Linked DNA regions of Mus musculus: regions 1 and 2 are each linked to region 3. A link is a contact called in ENCODE POLR2A ChIA-PET data. All regions are on one chromosome and are shown on one strand. Each heading gives the region's core, a stretch centred on a gene start or an enhancer-like site at or near the end of the contact. The rest is flanking DNA. Distances are from core to core; before and after follow the strand shown.

Evidence for each region. ChIA-PET counts read pairs that join two places held with the same protein, here RNA polymerase II (POLR2A).
Region 1: POLR2A ChIA-PET joins it to region 3 with 18 read pairs in embryonic stem cell. The contact joins the promoter of Niban2 here to the promoter of Rpl12 in region 3. POLR2A ChIA-PET finds 5 or more read pairs at or near these places in 3 of 5 experiments (Patski and embryonic stem cell).
Region 2: POLR2A ChIA-PET joins it to region 3 with 17 read pairs in embryonic stem cell. The contact joins the enhancer-like site here to the promoter of Rpl12 in region 3. POLR2A ChIA-PET finds 5 or more read pairs at or near these places in 4 of 5 experiments (Patski and embryonic stem cell).

What each region holds. Positions count from the first base shown.
Region 1 is chr2:32,874,552-32,878,831 of GRCm38, forward strand. It overlaps Niban2 (niban apoptosis regulator 2), which reads left to right and starts at 1,583. Exons shown (of 14, transcript NM_146119.2): 1 at 1,583-1,853. The coding sequence starts at 1,799. Gm13523 (a long non-coding RNA gene) reads right to left here. Exons shown (of 3, transcript XR_003954026.1): 2 at 3,696-3,797.
Region 2 is chr2:32,856,267-32,861,061 of GRCm38, forward strand. No RefSeq gene overlaps it. Among named protein-coding and RNA genes, the nearest start is that of Stxbp1, 11 kb to the left of the region's middle. Within about 2 kb of position 1,499, at least 1 of the 3 ENCODE cell types and tissues checked has a DNase peak (open chromatin) inside an H3K27ac peak, as active enhancers do.
Region 3 is chr2:32,959,561-32,964,246 of GRCm38, forward strand. Rpl12 (ribosomal protein L12) reads left to right here and starts at 2,152. Exons shown (of 7, transcript NM_009076.3): 1 at 2,152-2,279; 2 at 2,489-2,562; 3 at 3,014-3,112; 4 at 3,425-3,506; 5 at 3,937-4,023; 6 at 4,181-4,293; 7 at 4,431-4,485. The coding sequence starts at 2,243. The coding sequence ends at 4,436. Lrsam1 (leucine rich repeat and sterile alpha motif containing 1) reads right to left here and starts at 2,081. Exons shown (of 26, transcript NM_199302.3): 1 at 2,002-2,081; 2 at 1,484-1,695; 3 at 1-53. The coding sequence starts at 28. It overlaps Snora65 (small nucleolar RNA, H/ACA box 65), which reads left to right and starts at 3,741; the gene lies at 3,741-3,858.

The sequences.
Region 1 (4,280 bases), core at 333-2,832, 86 kb before region 3:
TGTGCACACAAACCTGTATATGTTTGTGTGCATGTTTTCTAGACAGGGTCTCTCTCTGTAGCCCTGGCTGTCCTAGAACTCCCTCTGTAGATCAGGCTGGCCTCGAACTCAAGAGCTCCACCTACCTCTGCCTCCTGAGTGCTGGGTTAAAGACGAGAGCACCACTAGTTGTCCAGTTTAGCCATTGAACTTTTGAAAGAGGGTCTTCCTATGTGTCTTAGACTGGCCTCAAACTTGCTTTGCAGCTTGTTTAGGCTGACCTCAACATCTTATCATTTATTTGTTTATATGTACATGTGTTTTCCTGCATGAATTTATTCACCCCAGGTGAGTATAGTAGCTTGTAGAGGCAGAAGTAGTAGTCAGATACCCGGGAAATGTAGTTATAGGCATTTGTGAACTGCCTGATGTGGGTGCCAGGAAAGGACCGGAGTGCTCTTGCAAGAGTAGTAAGAGCTCTTACCGCTAAGCTAAGCCGTCTCGCCAGCCCCACAGCCTCAGATCTGTCCTCCCTACTGCATGCACCCCTACACTTAAGCACAGCATCTTGCAGGAGGCTTAGCAAATGAGTGTTCACCACAGTGGCTGACTGCTGATGGAAAGCATGACAGAGAGTCTGCATCACCTGGTGTGGTGGTGACAGGCCTACAAGACAGGTGCCTAGTTATAGGTAACTGTTACAATCCTGCTGCCAGGTGTCAGGGTTACAGGGAGAGCAGCTAATAACTGGTGGAGCGCATTATAGTGGTGAGCCAAGAGGTGTGAGGGAGCAGCAACACAGCCAGCCCTGGTCACACAGGCAGTGCAGACCAAGTCATCAAATTAGTCTCCTCTACCGGCTTGGGAGGTCCAGAAACCGAAACACCTTCTGTTAGTTACCTACCCATGCCCAGCCCTACTGTACAAGTACCCAGAGTCCGAGGTCCCGGCTTTTCATTTCAGACAGTCTAACAAAGTGCAAAAATAGCCTTCCTGCTTTGCTCTGTTCAGCAAGCCTCCTTCGAATGAAACGCCCACGAGCCGGGCCTGAGGAATGACCTCTTGATGATATCTTTGAGCTCTAACCATGTCCCCCCGCACCCCCCGCCCCATCTCTTCCCCTCCCTTGTCCCTCAGTCTTCCACCCCATACTTGTCCATTTTCCCTCCCCGTCTACCCCTATCTATTGTGCAAGACGGGTTGGCACACCTTCTAGGACAGGTCCGATCAAGGCTAGGGGACTTCCCCAGTGCAAGCAGCTGTGGGCGAGACTGGGGGAAGGGGGCAGGAGGAATGCTGAATTCCCACACGTCCGTCCCGGCGTCCCCTTGTAGTCCCTACATTGTCCTCGGCTTGAGGAGGGGAGAGGAGACGCTTAGGCTACAGCCCCAAGGGCTCTCCGTTTTCTGCGATACCCCCATCAGCCTTTTCTTCGCTGCTATCTGAATTTGAAGCACACCAAGCAGGTCCGTCCCGGGTCTCCTTTCTGGGGATCTTCTCTTTGTCTAAGTCTCCTCGCTGTCTGGAGGTCCCCTCCCGCCTTGGACTGGAGAGGAGGGCGTGGCTCCGACAGGGGCGTGGCCTGGCCTGGCCTGGCGGGGCGGGGCGGGGCGGGCGCCGGGGCTTGGGCGCGGGCTAGAGAGGCAGCAGCGGCCGGAGGGAGGGACGCGGTGGGGATCTCGGTGGGAGCGCAGAGAGAGCAGCCGAGGCGGCAGCGGGGCTGCGGGGCGACGGCGGCAGCGGGGCCTGCGGACTCCATGGCGCCAGCGGCGTCAGTCTGAGTAGCGGCGGGCGGATCCGGCCGCGTCTTCTCCTCGCCATGGGAGACGTACTGTCCACACACCTGGATGACGCACGGCGCCAGCACATCGCAGGTGAGCACCGCTCAGCGCCCGGCCGGCCTGGGGCTCCCCGGGCACCCCGGGCCACGCCTCCGATCTCATGGGGAGCGGTACTCGAGAGTCAAGGCCCAGGTCGGGACGAGAGCCGGCCAGACCCTTACTCTTCCTCCGAACTTGTTCTCTCTCGGTCTGGACGGCCCTTCCAGGCCCTTCTGTATGCTCCTTTCACCCTTTGAGGAGCCTGGGATCCCATTTCTCTACTGGATCCCACTGCTCCCCTTGGAGCCCAGCCTGGCCAGAACCATGCACTTACAGGCGTGGCGGAGGGGTCGCGCCCCCCATCTTTCCCAACAACGTTCCAAGCCTAACCTCTACTCTGGACTCTGCCCCACAGAGTCAGACCTTCCAGACTCCCCCCTCAGCTGCCTTGTTCCTCCTCGCCCTGGCCTCAGTCCGGGTACACGTGGCTGAAGCTTACAGGGGGATGGGCCCTTAGAGAGCCGGGGACCGAATGTGGAGAGTGGGGCTAAGGAGAGATGGGGTGCCCTTGAAGGGGCGGGTCCCTGTCTTTGGGCTTTACCTCAGCAGAGTGCTGGCACTACAGCCTAGGGGGTCTGTTTATGGCCAGAGCTGGTTCTCTCAGAGCCAGAGTTCAGTCTCTCAGTACCTCTCAGTACCTTCCTTCTGCCAGCCTTGCTCTCAGCCTGTCACTGCGCGGTGGACACTTCTCTAGAGGGAGTTGCTCCCAAGTCTGTGGAGTGCAGGATCCTGGGCTCATTGTAGGGAGTGGGAGATGGGGTGAGAATCTCAGGCTATCCCAAAACAAAGCTTGGCTGACCACAGGCAAGTCAGGCCTGGCGGTCCTGAATGTAATTTCAGCTTCTCTCCCAAGTGTGTGATCCTGAGCCAGTCTCTTTTGTTTTGGTTTTCCCAGCCAGGGTCTCACCATGTAGTTGTGGCTGTAGACCTGGCTGGCTTCGAATTCGTAGAGAGCCACTTGCCTCTGCCTTCCAAGTGCTGGGATTAAAGGCCTGGGGCACCACTGCCCTGCTTGAGCCAGTCACAATGTCCAAGAGCTTCGGTGTTGCCTTCCTAAGGGGCGGGTGTTGACTTCTTGGGATGGCTGCTGAGAGCTTAGTGAGCTTTGCTTAGTACAGGAGGCCCTGAGACCTGGCGTGCCAACCAGCTGGGTTTATCAGAGCACAGGAAGAGGAGACAGTTCCTTTGGTTTCATTTGTCTCCCTGTTCATTGAGTGTGGTGTCCCTACATTATCTTGATGTCCTGTTGGGTGCTTGGCTATATTTCCCCTTGATAGCAGGGACCCTAGAATAAGGCAGGTGTCCCCACTTCCAGGGCTTCACTGTGGCCGGGCACAAAGAAGGTGCCAAAGAAGGACTATCCAGTCACTTGGCCAGGCCTGGAGTTGGGGACAGGATGGGTGATATAGACCATTTCTCACCTCTGAACAGCTAGGGGTTAAGTCCTGGAAGGCCTCCTTGTAGGACAAGGCCTGGGCTCAGGAAGGGCAGGGCGGAGTCTTCCTGTCCCTTCCCTGTTGGTGGCAACCTCCTGGGGTTCTGTAACAGTCTCTCCATTCAGAGCCTCCTCTCAGGCTCTCAGCAAGCATGGGTGGGGTGTGCCCTACTTCAGTGGTTTTTTTTTTTTTTTTTTCTTTTCCCCACACCCAGATCTCCCACCTTCCCAAGTCTTAGGCTGAGAACCCACCCCTGACCTCCTGGCCAACTCCCTGAGTGGAGCCGAAGCCAGGGGACCGAAGCCAGGGGACGGTGGAGTGGCCCCTTCCGGAGAGGGCTGAGTTTGTTTTGTGGATACAGGCTGGGGAGAATAGGGTTGTGCCCACTCAACCTGCTTACCTTTCCTCCAAACACTTGAAAGTGCTATTAATAATCCCTCTTCAGATGCCCTAGATCCCAGGGCAGGCTCGCCAGGGAGGCTCCTGAGTGTAAGGGTGGGTGCTACAAGAAGGTAGTCCAACAGAGAGAGAGAGAGAGAGAGAGAAAGAGAGAGAGAGAGAGAGAGAACGAACTAATTTCCTTAAGAATTTGTTGGAGGGAAATGGGGTTGTGACTTTGCCACCTCCAGCCACCCATTCAGTCCCCTCACCCCACCCAGCAGGTACATGATTAAGATTCCAGAGCCCTCCCTCCCTGTGGAAGTGTCAGCTGTGAGAACACCCCTCCCACAGGGCCCTAAGCTCCCAGGCCTGTTAGGGTGCTAAGGCTTGGCTGGCCACCTTCCACCCTCCCTTAGCAGGTGAGCAGGTGAATACCAGCCTGCAAGTCCTGGCAAAGGTCAGGCGTGCTCTTACCCAGGGTGCAGGTTTGCTGCCCCGGCATCTTTCATCCTGAGATTTCAAAGCCTCTGGCAAGCAAGGACTTGTTCCAACCCAGTGCTGGAGATGCTGGTAGCAGGGTGGTTTCTGCACATTTAGTACGGAA
Region 2 (4,795 bases), core at 249-2,748, 100 kb before region 3:
CACCTTCAGTAGCAGCTGCAGAGCCGCCCAAGAGCTGTTTCAGTACATTGCTAGGATTCACTGAGAGCCTCAGGATACTCCTACGACCTCAGCTCCCTGTGCTGAGCCCTCACAGAGGAGGGGGAGGACGACTGCCACATGCTGAATCCCAGGCCAGGCCCCTTTCTCTCCCATGCCTTTCTTCTCTTGCTCTATTTATTTTGGTGTGTGTGTGTGCGCGTGCGCATGTTCGAGTACATATGCATGTGGAGGCCGTTGATGGATGTCCGTCTTCCTCAGTCAGTCTTGGCCTTATTGCTTTTGTTTTTGTTTTGTTTTGGAGACAGGGTTTCTGTGTGTAGCCCTGGCTGGCTTGGAACTCTTATGCAGATCTCACAGAGATCTGCCTGCGTCTGCCTCTGCCTCCTGAGGATTAACGGTATGCCCATGTATGTCTGTGTATCATGTACATCCTAGAACTAGAGTTATGGACAGTTGTGAGCCACCATGTGGTCGCTGGGAATCAACCCAGGTCCTCTGCAAGAACTAGAAGTACCCCTAACTGCAGAGCCATCTCTCTTGTCTGACTTCTCTGGACGTACGATTAGCCTCTCTGATGTCACTGTACCCATCCCCGTCATTGACCCTTAGGTTCCTCCCTCTCAGCGCAGCACCGAGAGCCCTAGAACAGTGTGATTAGACCACAGCGAGATTGATTTCCTGCTGCATATTTTTTGCTTTGCTTTTCATTCCACAAGTAATAAAAAAAAAAAAAAAAAAATCAAAGCCAGGCGTGGTGGCGCACGCCTTTAATCCCAGCACTGGGGAGGCAGAGGTAGGTGGATTTCTGAGTTCAAGGCCAGCCTGGGCTACAAAGTGAGTTCCAGGACAGCCAGGGCTACACAGAGAAACCCTGTCTCGAAAAAAAAAAGGGGGGGGGGATATTTAAATCTATACTCAGAATTGAATTAATCCAAGTTGGGCTCAAACTTATAATTTTTCTTGCCTCAATCTCGCCAGGGCTGGCACTTTAGAAATGAGCCTGGTTCTAAATATTTAAGATTTATTTTATTGTTACCTGTGTGTGTTGTGCTAAGCACACACATTATCAATGAGCAATAGTCCCAGCCAAAACTCTTTGGTGCTGGATCCCAGAAAGATTAAGAGTTCAAGGATAGCCTTGGCTACATGTCCACTCTTTTTTTCCCTAATATTTTCTTAAATTATTTTATGTGCATTGGTGTTTTTTGCCTGCATGTATATCTGTGTGAGGGTGTCAGATCCCCCTGGAACTGGAGTTACAAACAGTTATGAGCTGCCATGTGGGTGTTGGGAATTGAACCTGGGTCCTCTGGAAGAGCAGCAAGTGCTCCCAACTGCTTAGCCATCTCTCTAGTCCTGAGATTTCCCAACTCTTTACACAGAGGGGAAGAAGCTAGAAGCCCCTGGAGCCAGAGCGGCTTCCTTTTTTATCTCTCTGGAAAGCAGAGCCTGGAAACCATCGTCCAGATGCAGGCTGCCCCCGCCACCTGCTGGTGGGCAGGAGGAACATCAGGAGACTGAGGGCTTCATGTAGGCCAATTGGGAGCTCCGTGACTGAGCCTGCTCTTGCTGTTGTTACATAAATCCACCCACTTATTGTAGGGCGGGGATGTCTTAGATGGTCGAGCTTCTGGTCCTTCAGTTTCGTCAGTCCTCTGGAGGCCAACTTAACTGTGGCAACAGAACTCTCTCTCTCTCTCTCTCTCTCTCTCTCTCTCTTTCTCTCTCTCTGAGACAGAGCTTCTCTGTATAGCCCTGGCTGTCCTGGAACTCACTTTGTAGACCAGGTTGGCCTCAAAGCTGCCAGTCTCTATTTTCTTCGGTTTTTGCCTGCAGTCCTTCTTCATGATGACATAACTTCATCATGTCACTGGGACACAAGAGAATTTATATATATATATAATATAATATATATACATATATATACACACACACATATACACACACACATATAATGTGAAATATATATCATGTAATGTGTAATATGCGGTATGTAATGTGTGATATGTAGTATATAATATATGATTATATAATTATGCTATAAAATTATATATTGTATATATTATATATCATGCCATACATTACATGTCACATATATCAATTAAATACCATATATCATCTATAACTATATATAATTATATATTTATAAAATATATATTCTGTATATAACTATATAACTATATGTATATATATATATATATATCCATATCCATATCCATATATATATATATATATATATACCCATCCTTCTCTTCCCTCCCCTCCTTCCTTCATGTCCTCTGTTCCCTAGCACTTCCCTCTTCCCTTTCTGTCCTCCTTTTTTTTTTTTGGTTTTTGTATAGCCCTGGCTGTCCTGGAACTCACTTTGTATACTAGGCTGGCCTCGAATCTTTTTGATTTTTTAAAAAATTTTATTTGTTTTATGTATAAGAGTGCTCTATCTGCATATATACCTGCAGACTAGAAGAGGGCATCGGATCCCATTACAGATGGCTGTGAGTCACTATGTGGTTGCTGGGATTTGAACTCAGGACCTCTGGAAGAACAGCCAGTGCTCTTAACCACTGAGCCATCTCTCCAGCCCCTCTTTTTTATTTTTTACTTTATTTTATTTTTTGGAGACAGGCTCTCACTGTGTCACCTCGGCTAGCCTGGAATATTCTGTGTAGTCCAGATTAAACTGGCCAGATTAAGAGATTCGTCGGCCTCTGCCACCTGAGTGCTAGGATTAAAGCTGAGCACCACCGCACTGAGCCCTTTAGCTCTTTGCTGCTGTATCCCCAGCACCTAGAGCAGGCCCCAGCACACCTGAGGCACACACATATTTGATGAACAAGGTGGGTGTATAAGAATGAGCTCTGAGGGGCAGACCTCAGATGGCGCCATCACTCTGAGGTGACCAGCAGGGGGAGCAGTGAGCAGAGCAGCCCTGACTCTCTACACTGGTTTCTTCCTTCCACAAAGGAAAGTGAAGGTGCTGCATTTGTCACAGGGTGTCCACTGGCACCTGGATCTAGTGCCCATCCAAGGCAAACATCCACCCACCATCTCCAGGTGTTTCCTCACGAGCGTCGCCCAGCTGGGACCCTTGTTCAGCCCATTCCCAGCCAGTTCTACCCAGCCAGTGTGCAGTTCTACCCTAACTGCACGTGGCCTCCCGGAGAGGCTAAGGTGCATAGGTGGGGAAGAGCTAGGGGAGGGCACTTCGTCTATGTGGCTATGGGTGGAGGGTCCCCTCAAATGTGTGTGTAACCCCTCAAATATGCTCTGTAAGGAGCCCAATAAACGCATTCATTGGTGCCTCGGGGAGAATGTTGGCAGCTTCACTCCTTGGCTTGTCAATGAGACCGTGAGGGGAGAGAGCCATTGTTAGGTCTCCCCCAGGACAGGAATTTTAGCAACAGTGACTTCAGTCTTGTTTGGCTTTGGGTATTGTATGGATAGGAACTGGGACAGGGGCCTTCCAGGTCCTTCCTTCCCACGTGTCCCTTCCCTTAGTCAGCAGCCTGAGGTGGCCTAGATACCCAGGACCCAGCACTCAGGAGGCTGAGACAGGAGGCTGGGATATACAGGGAGATTCTTGCTAAGACACAAACAGCTCTTGTAACTACACGGCTGGACAGCAGCCTAAGGGTGTCACCCGGATCTGTTAGCCAAGCAGCCTGGCCCGAGAGAGCAGGAAAGAAAAGGAGAGGGATTTTTGCTGATGGCTGCATGACAGAGGTAAGGCCATCTGACAAGTGACAGCCAGCAGTGAAGAGTCAAGGCTTTAGGATTGTAAAGGGAGAGTCCGGTAAGACGGCTCATCCTGTAATCCCAGGCAAGGGGATCAGGAGTTCAGTGAAGCTCAAGTACAAACTGAGTCTGAGGCCAGCCTGGGCTACACGGGAACCCGTCCCAATGATAAACGAACAAACAGAGACTAAGAAAACCTGAAGGACAGGGACGGAAGGGAGGTGCCTAACATTTAGGGTACAAAATTTGAGGGAGTGTCAAAATCTCAGTAATGAAGACAGGTGACTATCTGGTGCCACATGTTTTGGTTCAAATCCCTTTTCATGACCTTTTACTGCAGTTGCAGGGAATCCAGTACCCTCTTCTGTCTCCCTGGGTGCCAGACAAGTGCTGCACAGATAGACTTTTAGATAACACACCCATACACATACACATTAATTTTTTGGTTTTTTTCAAGACAGGTTTTCTCTGTGTAACCCTGGCTGTCCTAGAATTTGCTCTGTTCAGTGGGCTGGTCTCAAACTCACAGACATCTCCTGTCTCTGCTTTCAGAGTGCTGGGACTAAAGGAGTTCGCCACCACGCCCAGCTCTGCAGTACTTACTTGTGGGGTCATGCCCGTGCATCGCATCAGTGTCAGTGCCAGAGGACCACTTGTTGGAGTTATTTTACAAGCCACAAGCCTATATCGGGGCAGATTCTGTCCTGTTCCCACCTACATCCAAGACATATGCTCCGTGTTACTTGCTGTTTGAGTCTCCCCTGGGTTATTTCCGCTCCGTCAGTCTGTCCTCCTGGAGGACTTCTCCGGCCATGTGCTCATGGCCCATCTCCTTTCCTGGCAGGGCTTCCTCCTCTCTCTCTTCTCTCTCTCTACTGTCCAATCGAGGGCTCTAGCTTTTTATTATCCAATAGTTTTAAATTGGGGAGCAAGGTTTACATAACAAAGGCCGGTGCACAACTCTCCGCTGGCTTGGGGTTCAGAATTTAGCATTTGTATACACAGCACCAGACCAACCCTCACCTAACACACTATAGAA
Region 3 (4,686 bases), core at 902-3,401:
GTTTCCGCTTCCGAAAGAAGAGGGGCATCCTCCGGTGTGAGCTCTTCTGGACCCTAGAGGACGGCAGAGAGATCAGCGCCTGGGAACTTGCACTGCGTCCGACCTGCAGACAGGCAGCTCAGCAGTGCAGCAGCTGTCTGCAAGACTGTGCGTTCCATGTGGGCCGGGCTGTCTACCTCATCCAGCTGGGCCCTGAGCCCACACGACAGAGCCCAACACTTTGTTTTACTGACAAAGCAAAGCCTAGAGTAGAAAGAACAGAACACGCCAAGTACTCTGGGCTCGACCTACTTTGCCACTGCCCCTCTGCGGCGCCGGCATCACCCTCCCAGTGCTAAGCGTTTCCCCCACCAAGGGAAGATTCCCCCAGGTGCCTTCCAAGGATGTTCTCTGAAGACTCTGGACAGACTCAGCTGATGAGTCACTTCCAGCTCTGGAAATTGTCAGGATGGAACCATCAAGACCAAACTGGAGGTAGCCGTGACTTGGGGGAACTCAACTATATCAATACTAGAGAGATCTATGAGTTAAGCAAAAATCAAAATGCAATCTTCAGGCACCTTAGCAGGCTTCCAGCTACTGCTCATTTGGTTCTCCTTACAGCCCCGTGGAGAATCCGATGCTGAGTAAGGTCATTCATCTGGTGATATGACCTGGGTTGTAGAAACACCAGGCTGGGACACTTGCCTTTCAAGTCCTGATCCTGTGCCGCTTGCACGGCTCCTTGGACCTCCCAGTTTAGCCAAGTTAATCATTGTGTCCTGAATTCAGTAGCTGGCTGCCCATAGCTGGCTGCAACTTCCAGTGCTGTCTAAGGGCCAGCAATAGGAAGGACATAATCATTTGGAGGAAGTGTGTAACTCACGGCATGGGCTCTGACACCTAAGACATTAGCTGTGTCACTTTGTGTCACTGGTCGGAGCCGGTTTCCTCATTTGTAATATGGAGCAATGTTGCCAATGCTGGCCTCTGTGGGGTCAGTGACTTCATGTATGTCAGGTCTATGCCATAGACTCTGCCACAGGGTACCACACACATGACAAATGCACTCAGGTACTATTACAGTTGCTAAGGAGAAGAGGGCTGGAGGAGCCTTGCAGTAGAGGACACATGTGGTCCTGAGGGATTTCAGGTCTCCATTTGTGGGCGTGGGCTGTCAGAGGAGGTTGCTGGGCCTGCAGGGCCTGCTCAGGACTCTCCGCACTCAATTGCAGCACTCCTGAGAGACAGCTCCCTCCATCCCTATCTGATGGCCACGACTTAAATCCCTTACAGATGGCTCACTAATGACTAGCCTCCCTCGCCCCCATCCTCCAGATCTACATTTCCAAATACCTTCTTCAATGACTATCTCTGCCAATTCCCCCTCCCTCACCGTTCTCAGCAGGGCTCGTTCAGTTCTGGTTTGAACTTTCCTGATGGTCCAGCTTGGCTGGGAAGAACCACACCCATCCTTCCCTGGCAGGGCTGGCCAGCGGCTAACCTGGCTCTGTGGATGGGGAGGTCCTCCACCGATGTTCCGATTCTTGGGTGGACCTCAAGGTAGGCCAGTCACTCCGAAGACTTGGCCACAGATACAAACCATTGGCCCCCAAAAGCTGAGCTGGTGTCCGGTCTCCTTCAAACATAGAAGTGAGCACCGAAACTTTAAATTTCAGAAAGACACGCAACTCAGGATGACAAAGTCTCGAGATTCTAGAAACCAAGGAATTGCAGAATTAAAGACTCGTGATTAGACTCGAATAGTTTGTTTCTGTAACTAACATGCACATACCGCAAACAGGTTAGGAGGGTACTAGGGTGGCACTGGTACTAGGGTCGCTCAAGTCAGGTGCAGATCCCTTAGGGGAGGGGCGGGGCCCTGGGCTGGGTCCCAGGGGCTCCAGAGTCACCGTCAAGAGAAGGGAACGTGGACCAGGAACCAGGACCTCTGGTGCAGCCCTACTCTGTTGCCCAGGCAAGGTGCTCCGAACATTTACCCCTTCCGAATCCCGAGCTCACCCACAGACCAAGCTCTGCAGTCCTCTGCCGCAGACGCCTGCCCATAAGAAACAGGGCGACCAGGGTGTCGCCCAGAGACTGGGTGGGGCCAGCGGTTCTCGCGAGAGCTGAGCTTTTCCGCCTATATCCGGCGTGGGCGGAGCAGGATCCGTCTTTTCGGCTTTCGGCTCGGAGGAGGCAACGGTGCAACTTTCTTCGGTCGTCCCGAATCCGGGTTCATCCGACACCAGCCGCCTCCACCATGCCGCCCAAGTTCGACCCCAACGAGGTCAAAGTCGGTGCGTGCCCTCGCCGCGCCCGGGTGCTGTCCCGGGGCCTGGCGGGTCTCCCTTGGGCCTTGGCTGCCACGTGTGTAAGAGGGGAGGGAGCCCGACGCTCTGGCGGCCCGTGCGCCTTAGGGTAAGGCCTGGCCCGGGACATCTGAAGCCCGACGGCAGCGCGCAGGGCGGCCTGCGCCGCAGAGGTTCTGATTTTGCTTTTTCTTCAGTGTACCTGAGGTGCACCGGAGGCGAGGTCGGCGCCACATCCGCCTTGGCCCCGAAGATCGGTCCTCTGGGTCTGGTAAGTCGTCGCTCCCGAGCCGTAGACCTCTAACGTGCATGCTGTTTGGCCTGTAGATGTGTTCTGTCCCCGTGGAGGGCAGAAGAGGCCACCATGTCCCTGGTGCAGGCCGGGATGTGGGTGCTGGGACTTGGGACGCAAAGGAAAACTGAGATAACACGTGCACGGAGGCTCGTGCCACAGCCCGGTTGAGGCAGCCATTGGACTTGCTTAAATCCACTAGCCTCCGTGGGTAACGCACGGGAACCTAGTGTTTAAAGCTCCGAGGGTTCCCCATTGCAGCAGAAAGTGTTTTGCTTTGTTAGCCCTTACTGCAGAGTTGTCTTAGTGAAGAAGGATGTGGAGCCATTGTGGGCAGGCTCCTGTGGGACGGTGAGGAGGGCTGGCGGTGAGCTTGAAGGTCCTGGCTTCAACTTTGGGCACATGGTAACGAATGCTATTATTTCTACAGTCTCCGAAGAAAGTTGGCGATGACATTGCCAAGGCTACCGGTGACTGGAAGGGTCTCAGAATTACAGTGAAACTGACCATCCAGAACAGACAGGCCCAGGTATTTACATTGCTTGCTGTGGGGGGTTGAGGGAAGGGTTGAGATAGCAGCCCTCAGGAATCATGGGTCTTGGCAAAGATTTCCCTGTCCCGGTGAATCGGATTTTATCCTTGTGGGAGGGCTATACGACAGGGTTCACTGTAAGTCAGTAGTAGGTGCCAGGGTGCAGGAGTCCGCCATGCTAGGGATTCAACTCTGGAGGTGAGGCCAGCAGGAAGCACCTTAGCTAGCCGAGCTGTTTTTTCGGGGCCCTTTAGCGTGTCTGGTGGTGGTTGGTTTTCTGGGCTGTGTTCACATCAAGTCTCTTTGCAGATCGAGGTGGTGCCTTCTGCCTCAGCCCTGATCATCAAAGCCCTCAAGGAGCCACCGAGAGACAGGAAGAAGCAGAAGAACAGTGAGTCGGCCCCACTCCCTGGGTTTCCGCTGCAGTGTGCTACTCAGCTGTGTCGACCCCTTTCTTGGGACCTAGGGGTGGAATGAGATCACAGTAGGCGTCTGTTGTCTGTTCCCTTTCCTGGGTGCAGAAATGAAACAGTGCCTCAGGGGTTTAACTTTATCTGTTTCCATCCCTAAAATCGTGTTAGGGCTGCTGGTGAGGACTTGCTTGTGCCCCAGCCACCCGCCACTGCACCTGACCAGTATTGTTGGCTGGTGCAATCCAGTGGTGAGCTGACAGTGAGCCCCAGCTTTTAGGAAACAGGGCTGTCCTACATGTGGATGGCTCTGTGCCGAAAGCATGGGAACAGCCCAGCGATAGGTAAAATGGAGCCATGATCTCAGAAGACAGGGGAAGCTGTAAAAGGCCCTGTACTTGCTTTCTGCAGTTAAACACAGTGGGAACATTACTTTTGATGAGATTGTCAACATTGCCCGGCAGATGAGACACCGGTCTTTGGCTAGAGAACTTTCTGGTAAGAGCACGCTATTTTCCCTGAGTGGTGGCTGCCACTTTGCTGTTGAAGGTTCAAGATTTGGATTTTCCCATGGATCCATATTTTTTCCCTGTGTTCCTGCAATGGAACCCTGGAATTCTTTCCCCTGTGACTGAGGCCACCATTCTTACTGTAGGAACTATCAAGGAGATCCTGGGTACTGCACAGTCTGTGGGCTGCAATGTGGATGGCCGCCACCCTCATGACATCATAGATGACATCAACAGTGGTGCAGTGGAGTGCCCAGCTGTAAGTGACTGTTATATAAGGGGGAAGCAGTTAGGCTGGGGGAAAGCTGGACTTTTGTTGCTTTACTTTTGGTGTTTTACTGGGGCATTGTTAACTTATATTCCCTGTTGTGATTGACAATATTTCTTTTCCCACAGAGTTAAGAAGCAACAAGAAAATATTCCAATAAAAGACTATCTGATAACCAGTGAATGGGCTTGGCTGCTTTTTGGGGCCAGGGGAGGGTTTTGGGAGGTTCAGTATGGCTGTGGTAGCAGGATCTAGAAAGCACTGATTCAAAGTCCTGGGGTAGTACAGCCTAGAAGGAAAGGCACTTCTGTGGGCGTGGCTGGGAGGTTCAGAGCTATGAGTCTTAAGTCAGATGGATGATACACTAAAGCTTGCTCTGGATCC